Regions from separate parts of the Homo sapiens genome. Here region 1 is linked to region 2. Evidence: chromatin loops called from intact Hi-C (ENCODE). Cell type or tissue: B cell. All regions are shown on one strand. Each heading gives the region's core, and the rest is flanking DNA. Links, peaks and the distances in the headings are about the cores only.

What was found. A loop is a pair of places that touch in the nucleus more often than their neighbours do. Peaks named below come from ENCODE experiments on the same cell type or tissue, not always from the same donor. Only the 100,000 strongest peaks of a DNase experiment are listed, where the experiment ranks them.
Region 1: it touches region 2 in a loop (2.2-fold over the local background); 2 of 110 quality-filtered maps call a loop at or near these places.

What each region holds. Positions count from the first base shown.
Region 1 is chr9:36,896,754-36,912,290 of GRCh38, forward strand. All of the region lies in intron 7 of PAX5 (paired box 5), which reads right to left. Among named protein-coding and RNA genes, the nearest start is that of MIR4476, 11 kb to the left of the region's middle. RefSeq lists an enhancer at 3,831-4,331. In B cell, for the core only: no CTCF peak of the experiment used is centred there; no DNase peak of the experiment used is centred there; H3K27ac peaks cover 4,466 bases.
Region 2 is chr9:36,943,245-36,958,781 of GRCh38, forward strand. The region is part of intron 6 of PAX5 (paired box 5); the gene reads right to left. Among named protein-coding and RNA genes, the nearest start is that of MIR4476, 57 kb to the left of the region's middle. RefSeq lists an enhancer at 4,415-4,939. In B cell, for the core only: no CTCF peak of the experiment used is centred there; DNase peaks (open chromatin) are centred at 6,397 and 7,840; H3K27ac peaks cover 7,781 bases.

The DNA.
Region 1 (15,537 bases), core at 4,807-12,806, 45 kb before region 2:
CTCATGGGTAATCAGAGCCCCAAATGGGATCACAGAAGTGAAAGTGCTTTGTACAGTGCAGGGGTAGGGACGCCACTAAACAGGGAACTCCATGTGGGGACAGGTACAAGAGCCAATCAGGCCTGGGTTCAATTTGTCCATAGATGGGGAAATTGAGGCTCCAAGAGGTGAAGGGTCCTGCGCAAGCTCTCACATGTAGCAAAGAGCAGATCTGAGATTCGGTTCCTGCAGTCAGACTGCAGACCTTCTGGAGGAGAAGGCACTGAAACAGGGCCTCAGTGTGTAGGGTTCCTTCAGGAGGACCTAGAAGGAGATTCGGGCTGAGTTGGGGCAGAGTGGGCAATGCAGTGGGCATCTGACTGCTGCCTCCTGTGAGCCTGGAATGGCAGATGTGCCTGGGACTCAGTCTGAGCTTCCTCGGGTCCAGGCAGCAGCTGTGGGTAAGGTGTGAGGGCTGTGGGCCCAGAGGTAGGAACCGAGCTGGGCTTAGCAGAGGACATGCGACTGTGAGCGGCCTTCACGCTGGCTGGAAAACCGCTGTGGAATCAGGGAGCACCGGAGCTCGAAGGATGCTAAAGTTCAACCAGTTTGGGGGAGGGGTCGATCTGTTCCCATGAGCCTCCAGGGGGACCTCAGGGACCTCTGGAGCTCCCATTCTTTCAACCAGTGAACCTCACTTCTAACTAGTTTACATCAGGCTTCCCAGGAAGATTCATCTGAATAAAGGTTTCTTCAAACACACACACACATACACACACAAGCAAGAAAAAAACAAAACCTTAACAGTTGCTAAAAAAAAAAAATCACTAAATGCCTATTCTGCAGGTGAGAAGAAGAAACTCCTGCAAGGGCAGGGTCTTGCCCAGAGGGCTGTGCACAGCCAGGTTTGGGTCCTGGACCCAGCATGGATCCTGATCCAGGTTTCCTTTCCCAGGTTTTCTCTGTTGCTTTCCTGCCCTTCCCTCTGTCTTCACAGAACACCTCTCAAGCTCAAGAAACTGATGCTCAATTTTCTTCCAGTAGTCCAGGGCGCTCATGTCCCTGATGACGAGAATTACAACACTTTCTTTTGTGAGTAGATCTAAGAATGCCAGCATCTTCTTGGGCTCTGCAGACTTGGCCAAAGTCAGCCGTGTCCCTGGAGCCCGGGAGATAGGGCTGAGCCATCCTTGAGCCTACTGGTCAGGGGCAACACACACAGAAATCCGACTTCACAGAATTTGACTCTAACTTTTTCCTTCTGTGCTACCAGCAAATGCCTGTGCCTCGATGAGCCTTGCTTTACAATCCTGAAAATGGGAACCATGCCCCTTGCTCTGCCTCCCATGGTTTGTTCCTGGGTTTGGAAATGGAGGATGGAAAGAGGGAAGGAAAGAGAATGAGAAAGAGGAACAAGGCAGTCTTCTGGTTAAAACAAAAGAAAAGAAAGAAAATAGAACATTCAAACGTGTAATCCAACTCAGCACGAGCTTTAGTTTTAAAGTTCCACAGGCCAGTGCTTGCCAGCCCAGCCCAGCCAACTGCATATTATTTATGCGGCCTCAGGCAGGTTAATTTCTGCTCCTCAGTTTTCTTGTCTACAAATTGGGGCTAGTGGCACTATCTTCACAGGGTTGTCTGAGGTCTGAGCCACATCACCTGGAGAAGGAGGCACGTGGGGTCTGCATTCACATGTGTAAAGGGCCTCTCTTCTTCCCTCTGGTCTCCGGGCCCCAGAACCCCAGCAACCCCTCCCATCACAGGCTCCTTCTGCCCCAGCCATCCCCACCAAATTGAAGCTCACCGGGCAGGAGGACTAGGAGAATTAAAACATGCAATCAAACAGCTTCTTGACGGGAAATGCTTTGGAAATTTTCGGCTCCATTTACTTCTCAATCTAATTTTGTCCTCGGATGCACATTATGCGCGAGATGGGATCTCATGTGGTTTGCCCGCTCTCCGAACACCAGCAGGAGGCACCCGGCGTCTTGATTGCAGCTCCCGGCTCTCCTCGCCACATGAGGGGGCATAATGAGGGCACCCAGCAGGCTCTGGGGGCGGCCCTGGGCAAGAAGGCCTGGCCCGGACATCCTGGCACCCACTGGCCCAGCCTCTCCCACTAACACCCCTGGGGCAGAGTCTGGGGGTGTCATCCACAGCCAACTCCAGCCGCACTGCAGACACCCATCGCCACCGCAGCCCAGCTGAACCCCTGCCTGGCTCCAGCCACCTCTGATCCATGGGACCCTGCACTCCTTGGCTCCCCATCACCTCTGGATGAAGTCCAGACCCCTCATGCCCTCTCCTCCTGCCTTTTCCCAAGCATCTCTACTGGGGTGGTATAGGTTCCAGCACCCCCACCAGCACCACAGCCCTAAATGGCTTGCTTTCCCCCAACTCGCCTCCATGCCTTAGCAAATGTTGCCGCAGAGTCCTGGCAGGCGCCAGGCAAATGCCACCAATATCATCTCCTGTGAAAGACCCCCCAGATGCCCTGGTCCTGTCCCCCACAGTCCCATGCTCCTTCTTCAGTGCTCTCAGAGCCATGCTGCTCCACAGCCCAGCACATGTCAGACTGCTGGGACAGCTGTCTAGTAGAAGACACTAGACCTAACCCTTCTGGTGCAGGTACTATGTCCTGCTCACTTCTGTTTCCCTGTGGTACCCATCACGATGTTTGGCGCAGAGCTGAAGCTAAACAAATGCCTAGGCTCATTCTTTCTTTCACTCAGAAAACATCTCCCAGGCCACTCCTCTGAGCCCAGCCTGCGCTCAGTGCTAGGGATTTTGTGCCCATAAGGACAGGAGGCTTTTTTTTTGAGCCCAATCGGTGTTACTTTCCAACCTCTCCACTGAGAAAAGCCACCAGCCAAAGCCCAGAAACTACCCAAGGGCTAGCCAAAGGGAAATGCCTGCCAGCCAACCCCCAGGACTACAGGGTTGGGGCCGGGCCACCAGGTCCTTGCTTCATTCTTCTCCCTTACTTTTTCCCCAGTCCAGGCATCCTCTGCAAGTCACTCAAGTCCTGAAGGACAGCCCCCACCCCATGGCCTCCTGATCCAGCCTCCTCTCCTCACTATGGCTTTCCTGGAGCTTCAGGGCTCCACTGCCACAACCCCCATCCCAAATCCAGTGCAACCATTTCGTCCTTTCTTCAGGTGGTTTCTGGCCATGTGCAGATTCCCTTGGGCTTTCATTTAATGCTGCCTCAAATCCTGTGGAAATGGATGGGCTATGGGAGATAACTGGCTGGAAGAACAAGGCCCTCCTAACTACCAAAGCCAATGGATTCTTTCCAGCCTTGTTACCTTGGATCTCTCTGCTCACTCTCTAAATCTTCAAATATTTTTGGCTGCCTGACATCATCGAACATCCTTCTTTTGTTTGGGGCATTTTCCACTTTAAGAGTTCAGGCTTCTTGAGGCCAAAGTCAGAGACGTGATTTCCCAGCCTCCCTTGCGTGAGGGTGCAGGCATATTTTTGGGTCCCCCAAGTAGACACGTGCGTGTGAGTCTTTAATTCAGAAGCTGATGACACAAAGAAGCAGGCACCACATGGAGTCCATCTGCTGAGGCGGAGGTCCTAGTGGTGACATCCGGTGTCCAGCGACGGTTGTGTGAACCAAAGGGTCTGCGTCCACAGGCGACAGCATGGCCGCTTCACAGAGTAGTCCTGCAGCATGGGCCAGGCCTTATGCCTGACTGGGAAGCCTCCAAACCTGGTTCTGTGGCCCTCTTGGAGACCCTGAGCATCTTAACATCCTTAGAAAATCCCTTTTCTGCTTAACAAGCCAGAGAGAATTCTGTTGTTTACAGTGAAGTCCTGTGACTGCTACAGCCTCCAAGATGGAGCGCATCTGTGGCGGGAGTGTCAATCACCACTCACTCCCCCACTCCGGGCTTCTCCATGGCGTCCTCCTCCATGGCGTCCTCCTCCTCAGCCACCCTGGTTTCCCAGAGTCCCTCTCCAGCTCTGCTCCTCCCCATCGTCCTTGTCTAAAGCTCTCAACTGAGTGACTCACATCCTCCCACCACCTGTGTCCATGCCCCCAGTCCTGACCCCGCCCCCACTGCCTCTGCACATTCCACCTGAGTGTCCCTGGGGTACCCCAAAGTTAAATATTCAAACCAGCTCCTCTTCCATGGTCTTCATCTCAGCCACTGGCTCCATTATCTCCCGGGTCCCCCAGACTCCAACCAGGGGAGCATCGTTGATGGCCGCCCACCTGTTCCTCACAAGTGACTATTGCCAGTTCCACCCCTCAAAATGTTTCCTCCATCCCCCTTTCCACAGCCTGGGTTCAGGTCCTCATCCGTTCTCTCCTGGGCTTTTACAGCCACCTGGGTCAGGTCAGGTCTTCCTGCGAGTCTCATCCTCCTTACCTCCACCCTCTGTCAAGACCCCACAGAGATTCCCCTGGAGAGTCGACTCTCCTCAGGGCTCCCAGCACCTGCAAGGTCTGCCCCCAGGTCTTTGGCAGCCTCAGGGACCTGGGCCCTCCCTCATCTCCAGCTGCTTTCTTCACTCATCCTTTATCATGCTGTTCCTTCTGCCTGGAATGCTCTTCCCTCACCTGTTTCCCCAGCCTGGTTAATTCCTGCTCATTTCCGTGTGCTCAAGTGTCACCTCCCTCAGGAAGCCCTCCCACCCAGCCTCGGGAAGTGGCCCCCGTTGTGCACCTGTGACATCTGTCACATGCCTCTCCTTATCATTTCACCTTTTAAAAACATTTACTGAGCACTTTTGATGAGCCAAGAGCCTAGCTTAGAAACCCACGTGCATGATTTCATTTAACCCTAGAACAACCCTCAGAACAACCCAATGAGGAGAGTGTTAGCCTCACTTCCAGGTGAGGAAATGGCGTATCAGAAAATGTAAGTGTCCTTCCCAGGGTCAGCCGCTAAAAGGTAGGGGGGTCTGGGATTGGAGCCCAGCGCTGTCCGACCCCACGCCCTAAACACCTAATGGTGATGCTCTGTTGCTTCACCCCAGGGAGCTCCTGTCACCAGCCCAGGTGGCATAACCCTGGCCAAGGAACATCGCCTTGCTGAGCCTCAGCTTCCTCTTCTGTAAAACGAGGGTCAAGTCTTTCCCTGCTGCCCTCCCAAGATGGTAGGAGGATCTGAAAAATAACAGATGTAAAATCACTTAGTAAACTGTAGAGAGTGGTGCACATGCAAAGAAGGCATTAGCATACTTTCAGGGCTTGTCTCACCAAACAATTTCCTTGCTCACATTAGAATGAAAGGCCTTCTATCTGCTGCTTCTTTTAGAGTAAGGGTGAGGGAGGGCTCCCATCCCCTCCCTAGACCAGGGTGTCCCTGTGATTTTTAAATTCACTATCTAGCTGTCCCTATCCCCCCTCCCAAAACACAATTGTGATAGTCAAGCAAAGAAAGGTGAGAGAAAGAAGAAAATCCATAAAGGCTCGGCAAAGCGGTGGCGGTGGAATTCTCCAGCTCCTGACCACCAGTTAGTGACGTCAGGATTTATAACTGTATTAAATGGTCTGACAGGCAGCCTTGATATATCAGTTCCCCCTTCTTCCCAAATCACAGACAATAAAAGCTTTGGCAGTGAAAGTCATTCATCATCATAAAGACCTGAGACATCCCAGTCATCAATTTCACTCACATCCTTAATACACTGGAGAGAGTGCAGGAGTTGAGCACCTCAAAAAGGGAGGAGGAAGAAAACACGAAGGAAGATTGAACAGGAATAATTACAAAGGTCAAAGAAGGGATTCATCCGGGAGGGTGCCGTGGGCAGAGCCTGTCCCTGCTGGAAGTGTGCTCAGGCCACAGAGAAACTAGGCCACTGATGGGCCCAGCCCTTAGAGAGGCCCTGAAGCCCAGGTGGAGAGGGGCCAAAATAGGCTGCAGGATCCGAGTGGGGAGTGTTGGGGGCATGGGAAGCCACACCCTGGCTCCATGGCCTTAGGCTGGGTTTCACCAGGGCCTTTTATTCCATCAGCCTCATTAGCACAAGACGGATTTTAAAATAATGAAGCCACAGGTATCTGTTTGAAATCTACCCCCACCCACACTGGCACAGACGGCTATTTGTGCCAACCATGGTTTTCTTTTGGGCAACACCTTTTGAGCAACTATAACATTCGGGGCTGATATTAGTGGTTGTGAAAGACCCCATAAGGCTGCCAATCCAGCTAGAAAAGAGTAGCTGCCCAGAGCCCTAAGTGCAGCCTCTGGCTTCACCCCTCCCCTTCCCCCAAATCCAGTCACCTGGATCACACCTGCTGGCCTGCCCCGGGACCTGGGCCGAGGTTCCCCACCCCTCACCACCAGCACTTGGCATCCTTCCTCCTCTCAGGCAGGCCGGGCAATGGAGGATAAGAAAGCAGGAACTCCATGGGGTGCAGGTGTGAAGAACTGGGGACTTCACGACTTGTTCCTGAAGAGAACCAGACCTAAGTGGCATGATCCTTACCCTGGCACTTGGCCTTCTCTCTCCCAGACCAAGGAAGGAGGAAGAAAGTCTGTTTAAGAAAAGCAGTTGGCTGGGAAGGGTGGCTCACATATGTGGTCCCGGCTACTCAGGAGGCTGAGGTGGGAGCATCACTTGAGCCCAGGAATTTGAGACCAACCTGGGCAACAGAGTGAGACCCCATCTCTAAAATATTTGTTTTTAAGTAATGACAATTATCTTTCTTATGCTTTTATTTTTTGCTTGAAAGCAAAAGAACAGAAGAAAGCTTTGGTCTAGGTGGGGAGTTTCTTGAAGCACAGGGCTCCCCACAATGGACAACACACAGCCTGAGGGCTGGGAGGCTGCACAGCAGGGGCTGAGAGCCCTGAGGCTGCTGGGGCATGTCCAGGTGGCCTGGCCCAGGCAGGAACATGAAAGAATACACAGCATGTTTCCCAAGAAAGAAGGAGCAATCATACCTGCTGTGTCTGCCCATCCACTCACCAAACCTTCACCCAGGACCTGCTAAGGCCTGGTCAGGCTGCATGAGGTCTGTCTGAGCAGGAGGCTGACCTAAGGGGATGCCAGCTTTTCAGGGGTGAGTCAACCCACTACCCTTCAATCAGATATCACCCAAGAAGCCCCATCAGTCCCGGCCCCTACACGTGGCCTGAAATCCACCTATCAGCTCTGTTCTTCAGATAGGGGTCTGTCCAACTCAGACTTCCTCTGGCACACTTCCAGGCTGCCATGACTCACCAGGCTTTATGAGAATAGTGTGGCTTAGAGGTCAAGTGTGTGGTCTGTGGAGTCTGACTGCCGGCATTTAAAACCTGGCTACACCACTTACAAGCTGTGTGACCTTGAGCAAGTTTCTATGCTTCTCTGTGCCTCAGTTACTGCACCAGTGAAATGAGGATGAGAAGAGTGACTCCCACAAAGGGTTGTTATGCAGATTAGACAAGCTATTAATAAGTCAAGGGCTTAGAACAATGCATGGTGCAGAGGGAGTGGATGGGAGCATCAGCTATCACTCCTGCTGGTGACTCTTGGCTCATGGGACCCTAGCTTGGGCCTGCCTCTCTAGCTGTTCAGGATTGAAACCAACTCTGGGGGAAGAGCTCCCTAGTCCCCTATCCTACACACCAGCCCCCTAAATAGGCTGCTGGGCCACACTATCCTTAACATGGGCATGTGACCCCATCTTGAACCTGGGTTCACAGAGGCATACGAAAGGAACTAATGGGTCTGAAAAGGCAAACACTTCTCTGGATGGGTTCATCCAGACAGGCAGCAGGTGCCCCTAAGCATTCATGCCAGAAACAACCTTACTAAACATTTATAGATGATCTCAGGGTGGGAGTAGAAGTTCTATGGCCTCACAGATAATGAAAATAAAAGCTAATAGAGATAAATTAGAGAGAGATTTTTTTCCTGAGCTGTGAACTTGGCCAAGAAAAAAAAAAGGCAGCAGACTAGTAGAAGCTAATGCATTTGGGAAGAAATAATAATTATGATAATATCTTGAATTCAAATGTGACTTTATGCTAATCAAAGATATGTATGTGAGTGTGTGAATCATGTCAATAACCTTGACAATGACCTAGAAGGGTGGAGTGCTGCGTGATTAGTAACGACCAATCATAGCAGACAGCTCGTTGGTTTATTAATTCATCCATTCATTCATTCAATAAACACTTCCTGAGTACATACTATATTCCAAGTCCCATACTAGGCTGTGCTGGAGAAGGCAGAGACAATTCAGAATCTTGTAGACTAAGAAGAAAGTTAGGCTGGACACAAAGAATTATAAATCAAGGCACAATGGGCTAACAGGCATAATGGTGGGCTGATCAAGGGCAATATGACTTCTGACTGTAGGGTAATTGAGGAGGGCTTCCTAGAGGAGGCAGCACTTGGGGAGTGCTCCAAGGAGACATGCACTGAAGGCACATGGGCAGGGACTGTCAGGCCTGCTGGTTCTTAAATCCCTCAGCAGTGTTGTGAGATCCTTTCACAGGCAAAGTCCTGGACCAGCTCATCTTCACTTTCCTGCCGGGGAGGCCGGACCCCTGGCACAGTCAAGGTGGCCGGCTCTCCATGAGCTCACAAGAAAGGGCCCAGCCCCTTACAGCTTCTGGGCCATTGTCACACACTTTCTTTCATGTGCACTTCACCATAGTCCCGTAAGGGAAGAATGAGCCAGGATTTATAATTCCCACTGGGCAGACGGCAAAACTGAGGTTCAGAGAGGGGAAGGGAATTCTCAAAGTTACCAGGAGTTATGGCAGAGCTGGGATGAAGACCTGTGAGCCTGACTCCAAATCAGGCCCCTCTCTCCCTTTCACAGCAGACTGCCGCCACCTCTGGGCAAATGACAGAAGCACCCGAAGTACAGGAACCAGCAAGACCAAAGGCTTGGAGTCAGGGACTCCGCATGGCTGAGTTGAAAGATGGCAAAAAGACGGGCCTGGATAAAGGTTCCACTGGGCAGCTTCATAGATAGGCAGATAGAGGGCAGTGGATCAACCAGGCTGAGAAAGGAGGATAGGAGAGGGAAAAAAAAGACCCACTCTGCAAGGACAAAGGCTGAGTTCCACATGGAGGAAAGAGCACTAGAATAGGAGTCAAGGGATATGGGCTCCAGAGGTGTCTGACTTTGGGAGAACTTGAGTTCTCAGTCTCAGCCTCCCCATCTGTTCAATGATGGAATTGCACCTGGTGATCCCTAGGGTTTATCCAGCACCTATATTCCAAAGTCTCTTGACTCTAGGGAGGGCACAAATTATCTCAACACTGGGGCAGATGGAGGAGACAGAGTGAGAACCAGCCAGTGCTCACAGAGAGAGTGGAGAAAGAACAGGCAGAAACGGAGCAAAAGAGGTGCCCAGTGCCCTCACAGATGATGGGTCATCCAGGGGAACTACAGGACACACGGTGCTCAAGGAGGCTTTTATATTTGGCCCTGGAGATGTGGTAGACAGAAGAATAATCCACCCCCCACCCCAGGATGTCTACATCCTAATTCCCAGAACCTGTGACTATGTGACCTTACATGGCAAAAGGGACTTTGCAGATGTGATTAAATTGAGGTATTTGCGATGTGGAGAGCGTGTGGATCACCCAGGTGAGCCCAATGTAACCACAAGAGATTTTAGAAACAGGGGCAAGGGGGTCAGAGTCACAGACAGAAGATGTGGCAGCAGAAGCAGAGGCCAAGGAGGAGAGAAGATGCTACTCTGCTGGCTTTGAAGATGGAGGAAGGGGCCATGAGCCAAGGAATTTGTGTGTCCTCTAGAAGCTGGAAAAGGCAAGGAAACGAATTTTACCCCAGGGCTTCCAGAAGGAACACAGCCCACCACTCTTTGATTTTAGGACTTCTGACCTCCAGAACTTTACAATAATACATTTGCATTGTTTTAGCCCCTGGGATTGGGGTAATTTGTTACAGCCGCAACTGGAAACTGCAGGAGGTCAATGGAACATCCAAGACAGGCAGCCGTCAGGCCTGCTCCACGCTGGACAGATCCCCCCGCAAGCTCTCCCACCAGCCCCTCTGCTGGGGACCCCTAAGTCTGACTCCCTGACTCAGGTTGTTTTCCCGAGCTCCAGATTTTCAAAGCCGCATGTAAGAAGCCCAGGCAGGGCTTTTAGTGCTTTGCAAGTTATCCACTCACTTCATCTACATAGTGAGTTCTATCCCCATTTTATAGATGAGGAGACTGAGGTGTGCACACATACATACACACATGTTGAGAAACCGAGGTCACCAATTCATAAGTGGCAGAGCTGGGATTCAAAGCCAGGCAGTCTGATCCAGCATCTGCACACAGGACTGCACGTTTGATCAGTTTCCCAGACCCCAGTGGGCGCCAGCCTCTCTGTGCTACAGTGAGCGGAAAAGGGCTCTGCTTGAGGGGCTTGGTACCAAGGGAAGCAGGACCGTAGAGGAGTTAGGAGAAAACCATACCTCCAGTTACAAGCTGTGTGAACTCACAGGTTTCTTTAACTATTACTTGGGACCAAAATAGTGCCTGTGTTTTAAAGAGTAGAAGATTAAATGAACCAAAGTACATAACAAATGCTTATTATTAAACATTAGCTATCATTGTTATTATCTCCTGAGGCAGCCTATTCAGCTTTCAGAGAGTTCAAACTGCTCAGAAGTGCTTCTTCTCACTAAACTAAAGCTTCCTCCCCGTGGCTTCCCCTTGTCCTCCTGGCAGCCTCCCTCCCCGCATAGCATGGGGGAGGCCATAGCCAGGCTCCAAGTCAGCTGTCTCTATGCCAACAGCCCTGGGCCTCCTGTGGATGCCAAGGTGCCCTGTCCTCTGCCCTTCTTGGGCCTGTTCACCTCTGTCTGAAGCCCCGTGTATCAAATACTGAGAGAGATTCGCCCCCTAGCCCTGAGGATCGGGGCTGTTCAGCCACACTGCTAGGGAAAAAGTCCATGCTGGTTCGTCCAGTTCATCAGACAGGGTGGAAGCTCTTTACTTACCGACAGCTAGGGTGTCCTTAAAACATGAATAACCTTAAAAAAATTAAACAACAATGCAGAGAGTTTGAACCCATTTATAGGAAATAAACTGTATGTGTACATCCTGACATGTTTCTTTATGCACAGCAAAGGTTCTGGAAGAACACATACCAAATCGCCAACTCTGATGACATCTACAGAATGGATTAGGAATAGACTGAGGAGACGTGGGGACAGATTGCTGTACATACTTCTGTGCCATTTGAATTTATTTTACAGTGAACATGTATTACTTTGCAATTAAAAAGGAATTATTCACTTTGGGAGGTCAAGGTGGGAGGATTGCTCGAGCCCAGGAGTTTGAGACCAGCTTGGGCAACATGGCAAAACGCTGTCTCTACAAAAAATACAAAAATTAGCCAGCATAGTGGCGTGCACCTGTAGTCCCAGCTACTTGAAAGGCTGAGGTGGGAGGATCCCTTGAGGCTGGGAGGACAAGGGTACAGTGAGCCATGATCACACCGCTGCACTCCAGCCTGGGCCACAGGGTAAGACCCTGTTTCAAAAAAAAAAAAAGAAGACTTTTTTTTTTTTAAGAGAATGGTGAGAGATTAAACCAAAGAGAAGCCAAGAGTGGATGGCTTCCCTGGAGCAGCTTAGATGTTGCTTCCCCATAAAACCTTCCCCAGACCCCACAGAGAGAAGCAACTGTCCCTTCCTTCATGCTGTCAAAAGCACTTGGCTTCTCCCACAATATTTCTCTTTCTTTTTCATTTTTGTTTTGTTTTGCTTTGCTGCATACATGTATCCATGTTTGCCTCCCCCATCAGACTGTGAGTTGGCTGAGGGCAGGAATTCTAAAACCCTCAGGACTTAGACTAGGCTGATGTCTGACATGAAGGAGGAGTTCAGTTTTAATGGAGAGATGAGTGAATGGGTGATGAATGGCAGAAGCTCTGCAAATTGCCCAGGTGCTATCCTTTGCACTTTTTCTCCTCCAGACAATGACAAGGCAGTGGGGATCTCTGACCACAAGAACAAGCTAATGAAATCGCTATTTTAGGAAGATGGATCACAGCAGGGTGGGCTGGATGCTGGAGGCCCAGAGACCTGCTTGAAGGCTCTTTGGAAGGGTCGGCTCCCAAGCCACTCACAGGTATAAAAATCTATGAGACCATTAGCAGAAGGGCTGTCCAGCTTCATTTATTTTTTATCCTATAAATATAAGGTCAGAAACAACTGGAGTACTTTCCACTGAAATTATTTTTTTAATTGATGCTACACTTTACACAAATATTAATTCATTTTATTCAACAAATATTTCTTGGGAACATTGTGCTAACCTGAAAGCAAATCATATTTTTCTTCTACGTGCATTTTAATTACGAAGATGCTTGAGTTTCATTTCGGCTTTAAAATGATCGGACCTCTGGCACCTCTGAACCTCTGAGTAGCCTTCCAAACACTAAGATTCCAAAATTCTAGGTTTCTAGGAATCCAAGAATCTATAATTGTGAGTCTATTTACCAGTGAAAAAGCAAATACTTCAAATTTCAATAGAATTCACCCCCAAATCGTTCTGGAATGCAAATAGCCCTGCATCTCTGGGGAGAGTCCAATTTGGATATGGAGTTTTCACTCTGCAGCCACTGCTACTGCAAAGGGCCCACAACATTGAGTCTGGAGAGAGCGGATGTCATTGCACTGGGATGAAACGCTGTGTTGCTGCACATTCTTGAGAACTTTGCACTCGCTATTCCAGGCCCTTCCCAGCGGGTGGTTTGCACACTGAGCTGATACTGGGGAAAGCCATCCCAGGCAGGTAGAATAGCTTGAGCAGAGGCCTGAAGTCAGGGACAGGTAAGGCTGGCTGGAGAGCCTGTGGGCTGCCCTTCCTGGCTTGAGAGAGGGGTTTCTGTTGGGCAGGAATGAAGGTAAGAGGACACAGGAAGGATGGGGTGACTGGGTTAGAACAGGGTTGAAAACCCAATGCCCACAGGGGCCAGCAGGTAAGGTAAGTGGATGAAGCTGCCAGGTGGGGTGTGGGGTAAACAGGAGCCTGCTGCTTTAGCTACAGGGGGCAACCACTTCTCAACTCTCCCCAAGTGTGGCCACTTGGGAATGTAGACCCAAGGTGGCCGAGTCTTACTTTTTTTCCAAGAGAAGCTAGACATTTTAATTTTTTTTTTTTTTTTTTTTTTTTAGATATAGGGTTTCGATCCTTTGCCCAGGCTGGAGTGCAGTGGCACGATCATGGCTCACTGCAGCCTTGACCTCCTGGGCTCAGGTGATCCTCCTGCCCCAGCCTCCCAAGCAGCTGGGACTATGGGCACGCACCACCACATCCAGCTAATTTTTGTAGATTTTTGTAGAGACGGGGTTTCACCATGTTGCTCAGGCTGGTCTTGAACTCTTCAGCTCAAGCAATCCACCCTCTTAATGTTAAATCTCCTGATTTTTAAGGCACTTTTAAATTTAACTTTTTGATAGCCGATATGTTGATAAGGTTCAAAAAATCAAAATGTAAACACCGCTCAGTAAAAAGTGTTCTCCCCACACCCTCTGCCTAAACATGGTTAAGTCCTGAGTACCCTTCCAGAGTTTCTTTAATTCTCACAAACATAAATATGCATTCCCATTGTCCCTTTTTTACGCAAAGGCAGCATGCTGTATACACTATTCTTTACCTTGCTTTTTTCATAAATAATATATCTCAAAGATACATTATTTACATCCCCTATGAGGATATAAAGAGCTTCCTCGTTCTTTCCCACTCCATTGTGTGGATGAGCTATTCTGTATATAACAAGGTCTCCACGGATGGACATTGGGGTGTATCTCCTCTGGTTGTTAAAATGTTAGGACTAATTTTTTTTTAAGTTTAAAAAACTCTATGCAAATCAAAGCACCTTTGGGCTGGACCTCGGGGGCACACGCCAGGCTAAGGGGTGTGTTGGGCAGTGCCTGGTCTATGAGTTCAAAGCATAGATGCCCGCCTGGACTTTGTAGATACCTCAGCTTCTGGCCTGACAGTGGGAAAGGAAATCACTTCAACTGAGAACAGCTTTGGGTAAATACCGCTGGAAGAGACTTCGCCTTTGAGGTAGTGAAATCCCCAATACCAGAGGTGACCAAGCCCTGATGTGGAACTGACCCCGCGCTGTGTGAAGAGTCAGGCCGCCGGACCTCTATGCTTTCCTCTAACTCCAAGAGCCCTCGAAGCCTGATTTATGGGCTGAGCCTGGCTGGCAGCAGAGAAACAACTGAGAAACCTGCCTCATCCTTTAGGATATGCATGTCATTCATTCATTCGTTCATTCATTTGTACATTTAAAAGGCTGAAGCTGTAATTTCTGCCAGAATGCCTTTCCCCGAGCTCCCCACAAAGCTTCTCAACATTTAGATCTCAGATCAAACACCACCATTTTACAGAGATCCCCCCAGCTGGGCACCACTCCCTGAGTCTCTCTCTTCTCTCCCACTTATTTTCTTCAGAGCACATGCCCTGGTAAAATTACATTGCAAATTTATTCTGTGTTTACTGTAAATTGCCTGGTTCTGCCCCACAAGTAAGCCCAGTGAGGGCAGGGACTGTCCACCAGGGGCACCATGGTACTCCCGGCCTGGCACAGAGCGAGAGCCCAATAAGCTGTAACTACTGATATTATCTCCTTTCCAATGCACAAAACAACTTTTTTTTTTTTTGAGATCGGGGGGGTCTCCCTATGTTGCCCAGGCTAGTCTCGAACTCCTGGGCTCAAGTGGTCCTCCCGCCTTGACCTCCGGAAGTGCTGGAATTACAGGCATGAGCCACACGCCCGGCCCACAGAACAACTCTGATAGCCAGCCCAGCATCTTCCATGGAATTCCGAGGACGGCCCCGTGGCCGACACTCAGTTGCAGGGTATCATCCTGCACTGTAGCTCTTGTTGTAATTTTTTACAGCGCCTTTTGGCAGCCTGGATACATAAGGTGTTCTTGTATTTTTGCTTTCATTATTCATTATGATTTCACTCTGAGAGAAGAGGTATTTCACTGCATCTCATGAGCCTCAAAAAGGCTCATAAAAATGGGTCAAAGGAGGCATGCCCCATGGAAAAATGAACAAATCGCTGTTCAGAGCTGCCTGGCACCCCGCCAGAGGGGATTGTGACAGAGGAGGCAGAACATATTTCCTGAGGAGGAAAACCCCAAAGCCACTCAGCCCAGCAGAGGGTCTCCACCACGCAGCCGAAACCAGCCTGGGCTCCCCAGCCCTTGAGACGCCCCAGGTCTGGAGTCCGTGGGTTCACAGGCTGAAAGCAACCCCATGCAGTGTTTACTGTTTCCCCAAAATCCCCAAACACACAGTGGATGTCCCTGCTTCCAATGATAGACACTGGGACTCTAAACAAGTGGAAAAAATTCAGAGCTCTCCACCCCTGCCCTTCAGCCAGACATCCTGACGGGGTCTCCAAGACTCCACCACCTTCTGAGGATTTCTGCGGGATCAGGACCCTTCGGAGAGCATCCCCACGTAGAGAGCTGTCGCTGGGCAAATGTCTCTTTGTCTTATGCCCCCAGGGCAGAGATAAGGGACTCTGGACAAGAGCCCAGACACATAGTAATAACTACCATTTATGGGGTGTTTACCACCTGCCAAGCACTGTGCTAAG
Region 2 (15,537 bases), core at 3,026-11,025:
GGGGAGCCCAGGCAAAGATGGGGAGTCTGGCATCCCCAAGTCTCCTCAGTGCCTACCTGTCTGGCTCCTAGCATCCCATAGGTGGTGGCTCCAATCTGTTTCCCCATTCTTTCCTATTCCTCATTTCAAATGGCTATGCTTGGCCTCTAGGACACGAGACTGGAGTTTTACACACCCCACGTTACTTTCGAAAATCAGATCTTCACAGTACAATAAAGCTGATCTTACTTGCTAACTTCAGCTCTCCTAAAGATATTGCTGAGTATTTGTGGATTAGTTCAACATACACACACACACACACACACACACACACACACACACACAGCTACATATTTGCAAGCTACTTAATACCAGAAAAGAAGGCCTAAGGATCACTGTGTAAGAATTCTGGGTAAATTAATGTTGCAAGAGAATTTTTGTAATAAAATCAGAAAAGACACATGAAAGACTTTGAGAAGAATAGGCGTAGGTTCCAAAGAACCTACACCTATAAGCCATTGTTATATTAATTAACTGTATTAATCACTCATTTTTTCATACCTCACTACTTTCCAGAAAAGATATAAGCAGCTCACAAGGATGTAAAAAATATATGGAGGTATGGAGGGAAGAAAGGACAGAAAAAGGGAAAACATAAAATGGACCCAATAAGTGACTAGAGCTGGGCTCAGTGGCTCACACCTGTAATCTCAGGGACTTGGGAGGCTGAGGCAGGAGGATCACTGGAGGCCAGGAGTTTGAGACCAGCCTGGACAACATAGCAAGACTCCATCCCTACAAAAATAAAAAATCAGCCAGGTACTTTGGTGCACACCTGTAGTCCCACCTGCTCAGAAGGCTGACGCAGGAAGATTGCTTGTGCCCCGGAGTTCAAGGTTACAGTGAACTATGATTGCACCACTGCACTCCAGCCTGGGTGACAAAAAGAGACGCTGTCTCAAAAAAATAAAAGCTGATTAAAAAATAATAATAATTGGACCCAACAACAAACACATGGGGCACGCTCATGTCAACATGTGCCACATGTCACAGGGACCTCATTGAAACCTCTAACAGCCCTATAAGGCAAGCACTCATTATCCCCATTTTTTAGATGAAGAAACTGTGACTTAGCAAGGGCAAATAACCTGCCCGAATCGTGCAGCTGGTAGGTGATGGAGCCAGGACGGCACCCAGACAGCCTGGCCCTAGTGCCCACTCTCAACCACCATGCTCTCCACATCCTCAAAGCCAGGAGATGAGGCTGGAGGCTTTTAATCTCACTCCAGGAAGGACTGCATGAGGCCCTCCCCACTGCCAGCTGGAGAAGGGAAGCTGGTTCACGACCTCACAGAGTCCATGAGATGCAGACCGCCCATTACTCAGAGGTTTTCTGACTAACTCTCAAACCAGGTGGAATTTCTCCCCAAAACCCCCCTAAAGAGCAAGCTGAGAAAGTGCCGAATGCGCTTCAGATCCAGGGGTGGTTTTCAAACGTGATTTCTTAGGGTGTCTCCATATGGGTTCAGTATAACTCTAAGGGGACCACACTGGTGGGGCAGTTACCCAATTGAATGGCTTTATCCGGTAATGATTTTAAAATAAATGAAAGGGACATAAATTAAATGTTCTCCAAGCATTTTTATTTCTAACCGGGGACCGGAGGGATGCTGCTCTGTGCCTATGGTTAAACACAGACCGAGCTGGAAGTGGTACTGACACCCTCATGTGAAAGCTCAGTGACCTGACAGGAACCCAGGCCTGAAGCCACGCAGAGTGAGCCTTGCAACTACCCACAGACAGGGACAGGAATCCCCTCAGAAGACTGCTGTAGCAACAATCACAGACCTCCAACGCACAGATCTATAGATGACGGAGACGCCAAAGTTCCTCTCTGTATAACACAGTCACAAAGGCTATGAACTGGAAGATATTTGGGACAGGTACAGCCACATTCCTGTCTTTATGGTAAAAAACAAAACTCCCTTTGGACAACTGTCTTTTTTTTTTTAGTTTTTTGTTTGTTTGTTTGAAACAGGGTCTCACACTCTCACCCAGGGAGGGCTGAAGTACAGTGGCACAATCATGACTCAGTGCAGCCTCCACTTACTGGACTCAATCAGTCCTCCTGCCTCAGCCTCCCTAGTAGCTGGGACTACAGGCATGAGCCACCATGCCCAGCTAATTTTTCAATTTTTTGTAGGGATGAGGTCTTACTATGTTACCCAGGCTGTCTCAAACTCCTGGGTTCAAGTGATCTTCCCACATTGGCCTCCCACAGTGCTGGGATGACAGGTGTAAGCCACTGTACCCATACCTTCCAAGATGACATCTATGCCAAGATAACCAAATCAAGTAACCTATCAAAGGGCATTGCTATTTATAGATCTGTTTAACACAAGAAACAGATCCTAAAAATAGTAACTATTATTTTAGAATGCTTGATCCACAGCCATTGTTTCTGGCAAATTGGATCAGCCGGTCCAATTGTTTGGGCCACTCTTTGAATGAGATAGAGAAGCTGCTCTTCAAATCCCAGCAGCACAACTTACCAGCTGCAGGCCTTGGAAAAGTTACTTAACTATTTTGTTCTTCAGTTTCCTTTTCTGTAAAATTAAAATAAAGTCTCCGCCTCACAGGGCTGTTGAGAGAATTTAATGAGTTAATACAGGCAAACTGCCCAGATCAGTGCCTGGCACATCATTTGTACTCTATTGTTACAAAACAGCATGGTCAGGGGCTAGAAAGTGTTCAGCTTTGAGTTCTCTACACCAAGATGCACACATATACCTCCCCCTAAAGGAACAGCACGCAGGAAACTCTGCAGTGCTCCATCAGGAAGCGACTCCCTGAGGAGTGCTCCGTCAGGATGCAGTGCTCCATCAGGAAGCGACTCCCTGAGGAGTGCTCTGTCAGGATGCAGTGCTCCATCAGGAAGCGACTCCCTGAGGAGTGCTCCGTCAGGATGCAGTGCTCCATCAGGAAGTGACTCCCTGAGGCTCGCAGAGGGGCCATGGCCCAGCTGCCCCTGAGCTTCAGGAACTCCGCAATGCCAAGCAGCGCTGCCTCGAGCATTTCCGTGTGTTTCTCCCGGTGCACAGATGGACAGCTCGAATTTGTAAATCAGGGAACTTTTCATGGGAACCACTGAGAGATCAAGAGAAACCCGAGCAGCTGACCTCAGTGTGTAGTGCTGGAAAATAAGATTCCCCACAACCAGCCAAAACCTGGGCCACATTCATCAGGTTGAAACCTCTGGAAATTTTGACCTCAAATCTGCCCATGAGGGGAATCTAATGACCAATGTCAGTTGTCCTGTAAGATTTTCCTGTAGCTAAGCTTCTCCAAAGCAATGAGAGGTTTGTCTCTCAAGGCCATGTGTGAACATGTCTGAGTTGTTTTGCCCCACAGCATAGATGCGCTTTCTGACTACCAGTAATGGAAGGGAAAACTACGTGCTAGAGATAGGTTACGGTCACCAGGACACTTTGCGGTTTAAGTCCATTTTGAGTTACTTGAAATCCACTGGTGAGCTGGCCTGGAAGCATCCCCAGGAGACAGTTGAGGCAACTTCTTTACCAACCACCAGCAGGCAGGGCCCAACCAACTTGGAAAGCCCCATGGCTGCTTCCCGCTCCTTTGCTCCTAACCCCCAAGCCACAGTGTAAAATGATGACTCAGCCACGTGCAGGGCCAAAACAGGAGGGAAGTGATTACTTTTTCCAAATCCCAAAAACCCATTCTAAACAGGATCAGAAGCCCAGAAAAAGGATAACAGTGAATAGTGCTGCCCCCAGGGCACATATATCACAGGATTTCTCCAGATTTATTCCATGTGCTATAATTTGACATCCAGATTCTATTCATAAATGAATTTATTCAGAGGAGCCCATATAAATAAATATGCCTGTTCCTAAAATGATGTCCCTTATGGAAGCAACGTTCCCCTTCCTGGCAGCTCCAGAGGCAGCACCATCAGGCCCATCACTGATCCTCATACTCCAACATCCAAAGTGACAAGCCCTGATGTTTAAAAGATGAAAAATTACACTGTGGCTCCAAACCTACCATAAATGTCCTGTCAGGCTAATGCAATGTAAAAATTTTAAACCTTGCTTTGGATCAAGTACCATTTCCTCAGTTTCCTGAAATTTTACGTATTCATTTGTTTATTTATTTTTTATTTTTTTAAAGTCAGGGTCTCACTCTGTCACCCAGGCTGGAGTCCAGTGGCATGATCATGGCTCACTACAGCCTTGAACTCCTGGGCTCAAGTGATCCTCCCACCTCAGCCTCCCGAGTAGCTATCACGCTTGGCTAACTTTTAGTTTTTTTGTAGAGATGGGGTCTTGCTCTGTTTCCCAGGCTGGTCTCAAATGGTCTCAAGTGAAAGTATTTAAGGATATGCACTGTCCAGATATTACATTACTGTATTACATATTATATGATGTTTCATTATATTATATTTGTACGCATATGTGTGTGTGAACATATATATATATATTTTTAACAGAATTTCCAAAACCATCACCCCCACCCCCAGCACACCTCACACTTTGGCCACCTGAAACTACTCTCCCTTTCCCAGACTGAACGCATATGCATATGTCTCCATGCTTTTGTTCTTTCTCTTCTTCCTCTTTCCACTTCCCTACCTGGCACCCTCTTCCTCATCCTCCTCCCCACACACTCTCTGTGCACCCCACCCCCGTTGCCCCTGGTGAAAGGCAGAGCCGTGTCTATATCACTGAGACATTCCCTGAGAATGCAAATAATAATAAATAACATCCTCTGAACGTCTCCCACGTGCCAGGCACTGTCCAAGACTTTGGAGACACACGGGAGCCTCACACCAGCTCTGTGCTAGCATATCGGCATGGCTACCCTCCTCTTGTGGATGGAGAAACTGATGCTGAGTGAGGGGGAGCAAACTATCCCAATCACACAGCCAGCAGGTACGCACGCCAGGTTCCAGGACCAGGGACTCCAGAGCTCTGGCTCTTACCGCCTTGCCATGTGGCCAGCACAGGTGCAGCCCGACCATAAGTGGGAGCGGCGAGTGTCCCTGAGAACAAGGTTACCGAGGCTGACAGTCCATCCCTTCCTCCGAGAGGGACGGGACACATTCTGTTAGGCAGTTTCCTTAGAAGTATCACAGTCTGGGTTTAAATACCTCCTCCCTCCTTTTGAGGCAGATCTGGGAGACCGGAGAACTCGTCCTCTGTTGCACCAAAAAGGAAATATTAAATTGTTTGTTTGTAGGGGAAGATCCTTACAGTACAACCCAGAATTAATAATTTAGTACAAAGATTTCTTAGCTCCTCAGGCAGAAGTTCTAAAAGTGATACAAATTGTTATTTTGATTGCTTTAATGGAATATTTCCCTGGAAGCCTGGGCTCATTTGCCTGTGTAATCTGTAGCCAAGCAAACAGTAAAAACAGAGAAAGTCTGGGGAAGAAAAAGTTCCCAGAAACTCCCCAGTGCAAATGCCCCATCACTGCAGGTCAGATAGGGCCTTCTGGTCTGTCTCTCATTCCCTCCCACCAAGACAATTCTTAGCCACTTTGTCTCCCTGCGCAAACTCCCTCCTGCCTCCTCTCCAACTCCTTTCCTGCCCAACCCAGCCCTACCCACCTGAGCTTTCTTGATCCCTTTCCCACCATGACCCTGACTCTCTGCCCTGTAGAACCTCTGATGTGGCAGAACACTCCTTAATAATAATAACAATGATAATAAAGGAACATTTGGAGTACCTACTATGGGCTGAACCCTCTGTCAAACTTTGTTTAATCAGTACAACCACCTACAACACAAGTATTGCTGTTTTTTTGTTTGTTTTGTTTTGTTTTGTTTTTGAGACAGAGTCTCGCTCTGTCGCCCAGGCTGGAGTGCAGTGGCACAATCTCGGCTCACTGCAACCTCTGCCTCCGGGTTCACGCCATTCTCCTGCCTCAGCCTCCCAAGCAGCTGGGACCACAGGGGCCCGCCACCACGCCTGGCTAATTTTTTGTATTTTTAGTAGAGACGGGGTTTCACCATGCTAGCCAGGATGGCCTCGATCTCCTGACCTCATGATCCACCTGCCTCAGCCTCCTAAAGTGCTGGGATTACAGGCGTGAGCCACCGTGCCCGGCCAACACAAGTATTGTTATTATCCCCATTTTACTTATGAGAAAACTGAGGATAAAGCAGTGGTAAAGCCAAGTAGATTGGAAATAATAACTTTGTACACAAAGGAAGAAAAGTTCGTATTTGTTTGAGATGTGATAATAACCAGTGTTCTCAAAGCTAGGAATAAAGGAAGAATCACATAGACTCCAGAGGTAAGCCTACATTCACTTTTATTACCACAATCTCCCAAGAGATTACGTGAGCTCAAAACTAACGTAACAGGTTGCAAAGTCACAAGCAGCTGCTTCCGAAGCTTGTGCTCTTAACCATGACACTATGCTACTTCCAGCAGTCCTCCAGACATGGGTCCCTGACGCACTCCCCAGTAGAAAGCACACCACCGTCCTCTCCTCAGGCCTTTCTGGGCCAGGCATGGGGTCTGCAAAATTCCATGCCATTGCTCACCACACCATCCTACCACAGCATCTCCTCAGAATTCCACATTATCTGCCCAAGCCAATCCCCTCATACTGTTAGTGAAATGCGGCCATTCCTCCTGGCAGATTTCCCGTTCCTCGGGACCTCCCACCACGATCTTCACCTACCCTCGACCTCCCTAAGCGACACCTCTTTGACTCCACTGACCTTAATCTCCATTCCCCAGCTCCAGCCTCATGGATGGACACAGATAGGACCGTTATTAACCTGTCATTTAGAACTCATCTAAGTCCCTAAGCTCCTTCTGAAAGCTTGTTTGTCATAATCTTCCTTGCATGCTCTCATCCTGATGAGCCGGCTCTTGCCAGGAACCCTTGAACTACTGTAACCAACAGGTAGATAAAGTTATCTGTCCTCTTGGTGAGCCTGAAATGAAAACATCACCAATTCTGTTGCCCTGACCCAAGAAGGGTCTGCACCTTCTTAAAAGCATTGACACTGAGCTGGACTATGTGATGATCTTCAATAAAATCATCCCATTTGGTTTCATAGCCAAGACATTGGGAAAGAATCAACAAATTCATCTTTTCTCCAAAATAGAAGAGAGGAAATGCAACCACATGCGTCACAGAATGCCAAAGCTCAGAGCTGGAAGGGACCCTGGTGGTTACCTCTTCCAAGCCCCAATCTGACACTTGAAACCCCTCCTCAGTCTTCCTCCCAAGTGGCCTCACTGCCCACACCAGACACTCTCAGCGACAGAAGATTCCCAGCCCAATCCACATTTAGGCAGCTCGCCTGCTTGGAAGGTTTCCTTCAACTAAGATGAGAGCTGCCTCTCTGTAATTTCCACCTAAATCCTGGGTCTGCCCCTTGGAACTACGAAGAAGTCTGCTTCTGTTCCTTCTCCACAGGAGCCCTTTTGAGATCAGATCACATTCTTGCATATCCACTGAGTTTTCTTTTTTTTTTTTTTTTTTTTTTTGAGATGGAGTCTTGCCCTCTCATCCAGGCTGGAGCGCAATGCTGCAATCTTGGCTCACTGCAACCTCCGCCTTCCAGGTTCAAGCGACTCTCCTGCCTCAGCCTCCCAAGTAGCTGGGATTACAGGCACACACCACCACGCCCAGCTAATTTTTTGTATCTTTAGTAGAGACGGGGTTTCACCATCTCGAGACCAAGCTGGTCTCAAACTCCTGACCTCGTGATCCGCCCACCTCGGCCTCCCAAAGTGCTGGGATTGCAGGCGTGAGCCACTGCATGAATTTTCTTTTCTATAGGCCAGCCAGTTCCACTTCCTCTACAAGTTCCTTATAAGACATATTTGGGGGTAGGGAAGTAGGGTGGTAGGGTGGTGTAAGTAGGGGGCAGGATAAATGGGCATTCATGGAAGTATTCCTTCCAGGAGTTCAAAAAGCAAAGTATTCTCTAATTGTTGTCCTTTCATGTGTCTATTCTATTAAGCTTGTTAATTATGTTGTGCAAAACTTACAAATATCCCTGCCAATTTTTTGTCAGCTTGATTTATTCATTAACAAGAGGGGCATTTTAGTCTCCCCAAAATATCATGGGATTTGTTCATTTGTTCATTGACATTTTTTGCTTTAAATATTTAGAGACTCTGTTGCCAAGTGCGTACAGGTTCAGGATTGTTATATTTTCCTACAAATTGTTCTTGTTATCATTAAGCAATAATCCTCTTTGTCTTTGAGCATACTTTGGGCCTTAAAGTTTATATCATCTGATAATGAGATTACTCTATCACATTTTATTTGGTTAGTATTGCCATATTTTCCTCTCTCAGTCCTTGCAAACTTTCAGTACCATTTTGTTTTAGGTTAATTACTAAAAACACCACATTTCTGGGTCTTGGTTATTTTACACGTCTTCTATTTATCTTGCAAATCCAATCTATTTATCGAGACTACTCAAATATTTTTATTTATTTCTATCCTCTATTGTGTAATTTTATATTTTTAATTTACCTTTCTTCTCCCTTACCTTCTATTGGATCCACTAAGTATTCTAAATATTTCTTTTTGCTTATTCTGGTTTGCACATTATGCATTCTATTACCATAATGGTTACCCTTTAATTGTTATCCTTAATTTGCTCACTGGCATCCTTGACCTAACACAGCCTAACGTTTATCAATATATCTATCTTCCTCCTATGAAATGCAAAAATCTTAGAATGTTTTAACTTAGATCAGCCTCCTCCCAATCTTACATATTATTATTGCCTTTTTTCCTACTTTGTTTTAAACTTCCAAAACTATGAATTACTTTTACAGGTGATATTATTTATTGGACAAACCTATTTAGATTATTGTTCATTTATCTATGTATTTGGTTACCATCACTTCTTAAATCCCATTCTCTCCTTTTGTATTTCATATCCTTCTTGTAGGCAACATATGGATGAGTCCTTCTGTTTTTTTAATATGCTCTGACCATCTCCCTTTTTTTTTTTTTTTTTTTTTTTGAGACAGAGTCTTGCTCTTTCAGCCAGGCTGGAGCACAATGGCGAGATCTCGGCTCACTGCAACCTCCGCCTCCCAAGTTCAAGTAATTCTCCTGTCTCGGCCTCCCAAGTAGCTGGGATTACAGGCACATGCCACCATGCCTAGCTAATTTTTTGCATTTTAGTAGAGACGGGGTTTCAATATGTTCAATGGTATGTTTAGACCATTCACATTCAAAGTGATTATTGATATAATTGGATTCATATCTACTACGTTTGTAACTTTTCTACTTGTTGAACTTGTTCTTTGTTTCTTTACGTCTCCTCTTCTTCCTTCTCTGGTTTCAACTGAACGTGTCATACAATTCCATTTTATCTCTTCTGTTAGCATTTCAATTATATTTCTTTTTTTAAGTATTAGTACTTTCCCTAGAGTCTGCAATATACGTTTATATCTAATCTAAATTCACCTTCAAATGATACTATTCCTCTTCAATCATGTACCTTCTAATAGAATATTCCCAGTTCCTCATTCCTGTCCCTTAGGACATTGCTGCCATCATTTCACTTATCCATATGTAATAAATCACTCCATACATTGTTATTATTATTACTTTACACAAACAGTTACCTTTTAGATCAATTAAGAATAGAAAAATCAAAGGTCTTATTTTACCTTCATTTATTCTTTCTCCAACTCCCTTCTTTCCCTTATGTAGATCTGAGTTTCTGAACTACATCATTTTCCTTCCTCTGGAGAACTTCTTTTAACATTTCTTCTAGACCAAGTCTGCTGGTGATGAATTTCCTCCATTTTTGTTTAACTGGGAAAGTCTTTATTTTTTCCTTCACTTTTGAAGTATAATTCCCCATGATATAAAATTCTAGGTGGGTGAACTTTTTCTTTCAACACTTTTAATATGTCACTCCACTCTCTTCTTGTATGCATGGTTTCTGACAAGAAATCCACTGTAATTTTTATTCTTGTTTCTCTATAAGTAAGGTAATTTTTACCTCTGGCTTCTTTCAAGATTTTCTCTTTGTCTTTGATATTCTGGCTTTTGAATATTATATGCCTAATGTAGATATTTTGGTGTTCTCTAAGTTTTCTGCATTTTTGGTTAGCATCTGTCACTAATTTTGAAAAATTCCCAGCCATTGTTATTTCAAATATTTCTTCTTCTTCATTCTCTCTTCTCCTTCCGGCAACCTAATTATAAATATGCTATGCCTCTTAAAATTATCCCACAGTTCTTAGGTGTTCTGTTCTGGTTTTGTTTTTTCATTCTTTTTTCTCTTTGCTTTTCAGTGTGGGAAAGTTTCTATTGTCATATCTTCAAGCTCCCAAATTCTTGGTTTGGCTGTGTCCAGTCTAGTGATGAGCCCAGCAAAGAAAGTCTTTATTTCTGTTACTGTGTTTTTTATTTTTCTTTTGATTCTTTCTTAGAATTTTCATCTCTCTGCTTACATTACTCATCCATTCATGTATGTTGTTTACTTTTTCCATTACAGTCCTTAACATATTAATTATAGTCATTTTAAATTCCCTATCTTGGCCAGGTGCAGTAGCTCACACCTGTAATTCCAGTACTTTGGGGGGCCAAGGCAGGTTGATTACCTGGGCTCAGGAGTTCAAGACCAGCCTGGGCAACATGGTGAAACCTGGTCTCTACAAAAAATACAAAAATTAGCCAGGCGTGGTGGTGCTGCCTGTAGTCCCAGCTACTTGGGGGGCTGAGAGGGGAGAATCACTTGAGCCTGGGAGGTTGAGGTTACAGTGAGCTGAGATCATGCCACTGTACTCCAGCTTGGGTGACAGAGCAAGACCCTGTCTCAAAAGAAAAAAATATATACCTATCTAATAATTCCAAAGTCTGAGTCTGATTTTGATGCTTACTTTGTCTCTTCTTACTTTTTTTTTTCTTGCCTAATATTTTGTTGAAAGTTGTACATGATACATGAAGTAATTGGACTAAAGTAAGGTTTCATGTTAATCTGGCAGATCTCAGCTGTAACTCTGTATTCTTATGACTTAGGCCAAGAAAACGTGTTGATTTTCCTTTTGTTCAGCTTTACTTCTTATTGTAAAGATCAGAGTAATGGTGTCAAAACTCCACTTGTCAGAGCTGAAACTGCAAGTCTCTCATATCTTTCTTATTGAAGTACATGATTTAGCAGTTCAGCAAGAGTCTGTGAGTGGTAAACTCTCCCTGCCATTATCTGAAAATGTCTTTATTTGCCTTCACTGTTAAATGATCATTTATCTGAGTACGAGGTAATTATTACTATCTCTTAACACTCGAAGATATTTTCTGTTGTCTTCTGACTTCTAACAATGCTGAAAAAAGAGCCCTGTCAGTCTAAATGTTGTACTTTCTCTCTGGTTGCTTTCATAATTTTCTCTTGTCTTTGATGTTCTTCAATTTCACTAAAGTTTTGCTTAGATGTCTGTTTATTTTTATTTAACTTGCTTGGGATTTAGTATGCTTCTTCAATCTAATGATACATGTTTCTTGCAACAGTTTTGTTTCACAAAGTCTTAGCTATTATTTCTTCAAATATTGCCTCTTTTCTCTGTTTTTATTTTTCCATGCCAACTATTTGGTGTATGTTGGACTTTCTCATGATATTTTGTTTTATCTCTTACCTTTTTCTTTCATATTTCCCAACTCTTTAGCTTTCTATGCTATGTTCCTGAGAATTTCCTCAGCTTTGTCTCCTCCCAAATCAGTAATTTTCTATTCAGCTATGTCTTATCTGGTATTTAATCCATCAGTTGAATTTTTAATTAATTCTCACATCATAATTTTTATTTCTAGAAAATTTATTTGATTCTCTTTCTAGTCTGTTCCTTCTTTTGTCATGGCATTTTATTCTTTTATAATGGTTTCTAGTCTTTTTCATCTCTTTAATCATTTTCTAGTCTCTTTCAAATTGTCTGCTATCTTGGATTCTTGGAATACTCATTTTGCCCGTTATGTCTCCTAACTTTCCCTCATTTTCTTGGGTGGTTTGACATTTTTAAATTGTGAGCTTATTTAGTAGTTATTATTTATTCTGTAGGCATGTTGTACATACTAAATTGTGGAAGGAGCCAGATGAAAGTTTTTTTATATGCATCTGCGAGGCATCTCAGTGATTTCACTAATATGCCTCCAGTTTTTATATTATTTCCATCCTTGAATTTTTTAGAAATATTTTGTTTTTGTCTGAGTCCCATGTAGAATCAAGTTTCCCTACTGCCTCCTTCAGCTTGTGGGTAAAACTTACCTAGTGCCCATTTCATGGAATGTGCAGCCCTTCCAGGTTTCTAGTTTTTTGCAGGAGCTTTGGTTCCCACTCCTATATATCACACAATTCTAAGACTACATCTTTTGTCTCAACATCAGCATCAAAACCCCAGCCCCTGTTCACTAGAGACTATATTGAGAACCCATACCCTGGGCCACCAGGACATTAGCTCATGCACTTAAAGTTCTGGCTTTGAGCTGCCTTTTAAATTACAGCCACTGAGGATTTCCCTCTTTTTGTTTCAAAAAAAAAAAAATATATATATATATATATATACCCACACACACATATATATATAATGCTTTATTGTTATATTTGATCCAATTGTTTGCAATAGGAGAGCCTACAATAGCTCAGATCTTGTTATAAGAATCAGAAATCTACGTTCTTTTTTAAAAAATAATTTACAAAACAATAAATGTTTATTTTTATTGTTTTTTAAGAGTTTTGTAAATAGCCGACTTCCTTAAGTCAAACTTCCGACACACCCTCAAAACAAACAAGGTGTAAGACCAAAATTAGCTGTTCTTTTGTCTTTTTTTTGAATTGCAAATATTGGATAGCCTTGTTTGAGGGGAAATATCTCTACTCAAAAGTCAATTCTCACACAGTATTTTGGCTGCATCAATTGCTGTTACTTTATGCCACACAACACAGCACAGGTGGTCAATGTCACTGACATGGCATATCTGTAAAAATTTCTTGGATGAATGAATGAATAAATGAATGAAAGAACAACCGAGCAAGGTGCAGGCAGCTCTTTGACAATTCACTTGTAATCTTTAAATCCCACAAACACAGAATTTGCCTGTCATCAAAAAGAGTGGAACAGACAGGAGGAAAAACTGTAAACAAGTCAAAATAAAAATAAGTGATGGATTTCCCATTTGTTTTATCACTCACAGAATGTTAGAGCTAGAATGGATCTCAAGGATGACCCAGGGCAATCTCCCACCCTAAATGCAAAAACCATGACCCAGAGTGACTAGCCTAAGAGCCATCACTAAAGCCCAGAACCCCACGCTTTTCACTATGGCAATTTGCCCAGTATTCCCTCAAACATCCCCCTCCCTTACAAAGCAGGAACGATTTTTACTGGGGAGCTGTCCTTGTGCTTGGTTCACAGGAAGACAAAGACTACTCAACTGTTTAGAAAATATTTCAAAAGCTACTTAGAGACAAATGGACATCCCCAGGCAATATTCTTGGCAGCAAATCAAGTGAGGTCCCATAGAGTCCATGTAATTTTCATCCTTGGGTCACTTTGAGATGATGACAATAGAATAAATAGAATAAGGGAGAGTATGGCTGGTCTAGAGGCACCCGGCACTTCTAGAGATCTAGGGAGCAACAATTCCAGAATAATCCTTGTGATTATCTCATTCCTAAGGCAAAATAGCGTCCAAGTTAAATCTTAAGCAGTTCAGTGAACAGGAAGGTATTTCTACCTCCTCTCCTCCTGCTGGGGACAACTGGGATGAGAAGCCTTGTCCCCCCCACTTCCACCCTCTTATAGCTCCCTGCCATGGGAGGAGTCACTTATCCGACTGGTCAGAGCCCAGGACAAGCAGTTAGCTGTGCTCGCTGGTGGGCGGCATCGCTGTGCCTTGCGGCTCAGAAGCCCTTCTCTGGATCTTCAAGCTTCTACACGCTTCAGGTTTCCCATAGGAAGGCCCAGTTAAGTCCGTCTCTCAGTTCCATCTTCCCCTCCTGCAACTGGGTGGGTAAGCCAGGGAGGGTCTGCTCTACAGGGCAGTCAGTTTGGGAAATAACGTGCCAGAAGCTTCACTTTAGGTCTCCTCTAAGGGGTGCTTAAGTTAAGCCTAAGTGGTACTGCGCAACTCAGGTTTTCAGAGCCCCTAGAAACGGTTGGGAAGGTATGGAGTGAGTATTTGGGTACTTGTTCAGTACCCAAATCAATACCTTGTCCATTTTTGCTAGGTTGGCAACCCTACAGAGGAAGAATAAGAAAGAAGATTCAAAGCTCCAACCAAACCCCAACTCTTCCTTTCCACAAAAGCAGAGCCTTACAAATAGTGTGCCAAGATATCAAACTCTGTCAGCCTTTGGATGACCAGGGGACATGTGGGGAAGCTAAAGCCTGTAGGTCAGTTGCCTCCAGCCACGAGCATCCTGTTTATCCCAGTGTGTTACGCAAATATTAACACTTTCTATGCGTGCTATGGTAATTGGGAAGTCCTGAACAAAAGCGCATCCAGCCTACCATCTCCTTCTTTAATCTCTAAAACATATGACTTCTCCCTCCTTCAAGTCCCCAAGTCCCTGCCTACCAAGCTCCCACCAGAGAAGTCAACGCAAACTACGAAATTCTTATTCTCATCAAGAGTTGAGCTGATGCAGTTGATGGTGACCACTGGAGGCACCTTCCAATAGACTGAAACTTTTCCACCTAAGGAGGACATTTTCCCAGGGGTACCCTCTGGGTGGCAGGAGGTCTCAAAGCCCCAAAGCGTATCTTCCCAGAGCATCAAGTTGGAAAATCTAAGAAGAGCTACCCTAGAGGGTCTGGGATTTTTTCTTAGTTAAGTTGGGCTATCAGAAAAGCTGCTTTCTTGAGCCTCATGGTCACAGTAGCCCTGCCCCTGCAGAAATGCACTGATTAGCATGTGGGCGTCATACTCATCCATAAGACAAGCTCTATACAACCTACTGCAGGGCCTCTAAATGTGCTGTTGAGGACCGTGACCATTGCCTCACTGGTCTACCCACTGAAAACCCATGTGAAAATTTCCTTCCACTCTAAATGTCAGGAAAAAAAAATGGCTTCCATTGAGGAACTGGACTCTCCTCCACTGGTGGACAATGAGAAGAACACAACTGATTGCATTTCCCATTTTGCTTTGACCATCAGGAAGCTCAGAATCAAATTCAAGCTAACTCTAGGAACTACGGGGGCCTGGCTGGAGACTTGGAGGGTTGGTGGGGGGAAGTGTGAGGAGGTGGGGGAGCAGAAGGGAAAGGAGAGAAGCCGTGCATGATGGGGCCACACTTTTTGGGCAATACTACGGACTGGAGAGAAGCTAGACCCAGGCAGCCATCTTCAGGGGTACAGCAACGTCGCTTATACCCTAGCAATCGCCTCCTGGTCCCCTAGCTCTCCGAGTCTCCTCACAGCTGCAAGAGTAATCTTCCACTCTGTGTTGGATTGGATCCTGATATTCCCTGATTTAAAATCTCACAGAGGCCTCTCTTTGCTCTCAAGGTAATACAATCCAAGGCCCTGACCCCAGCAC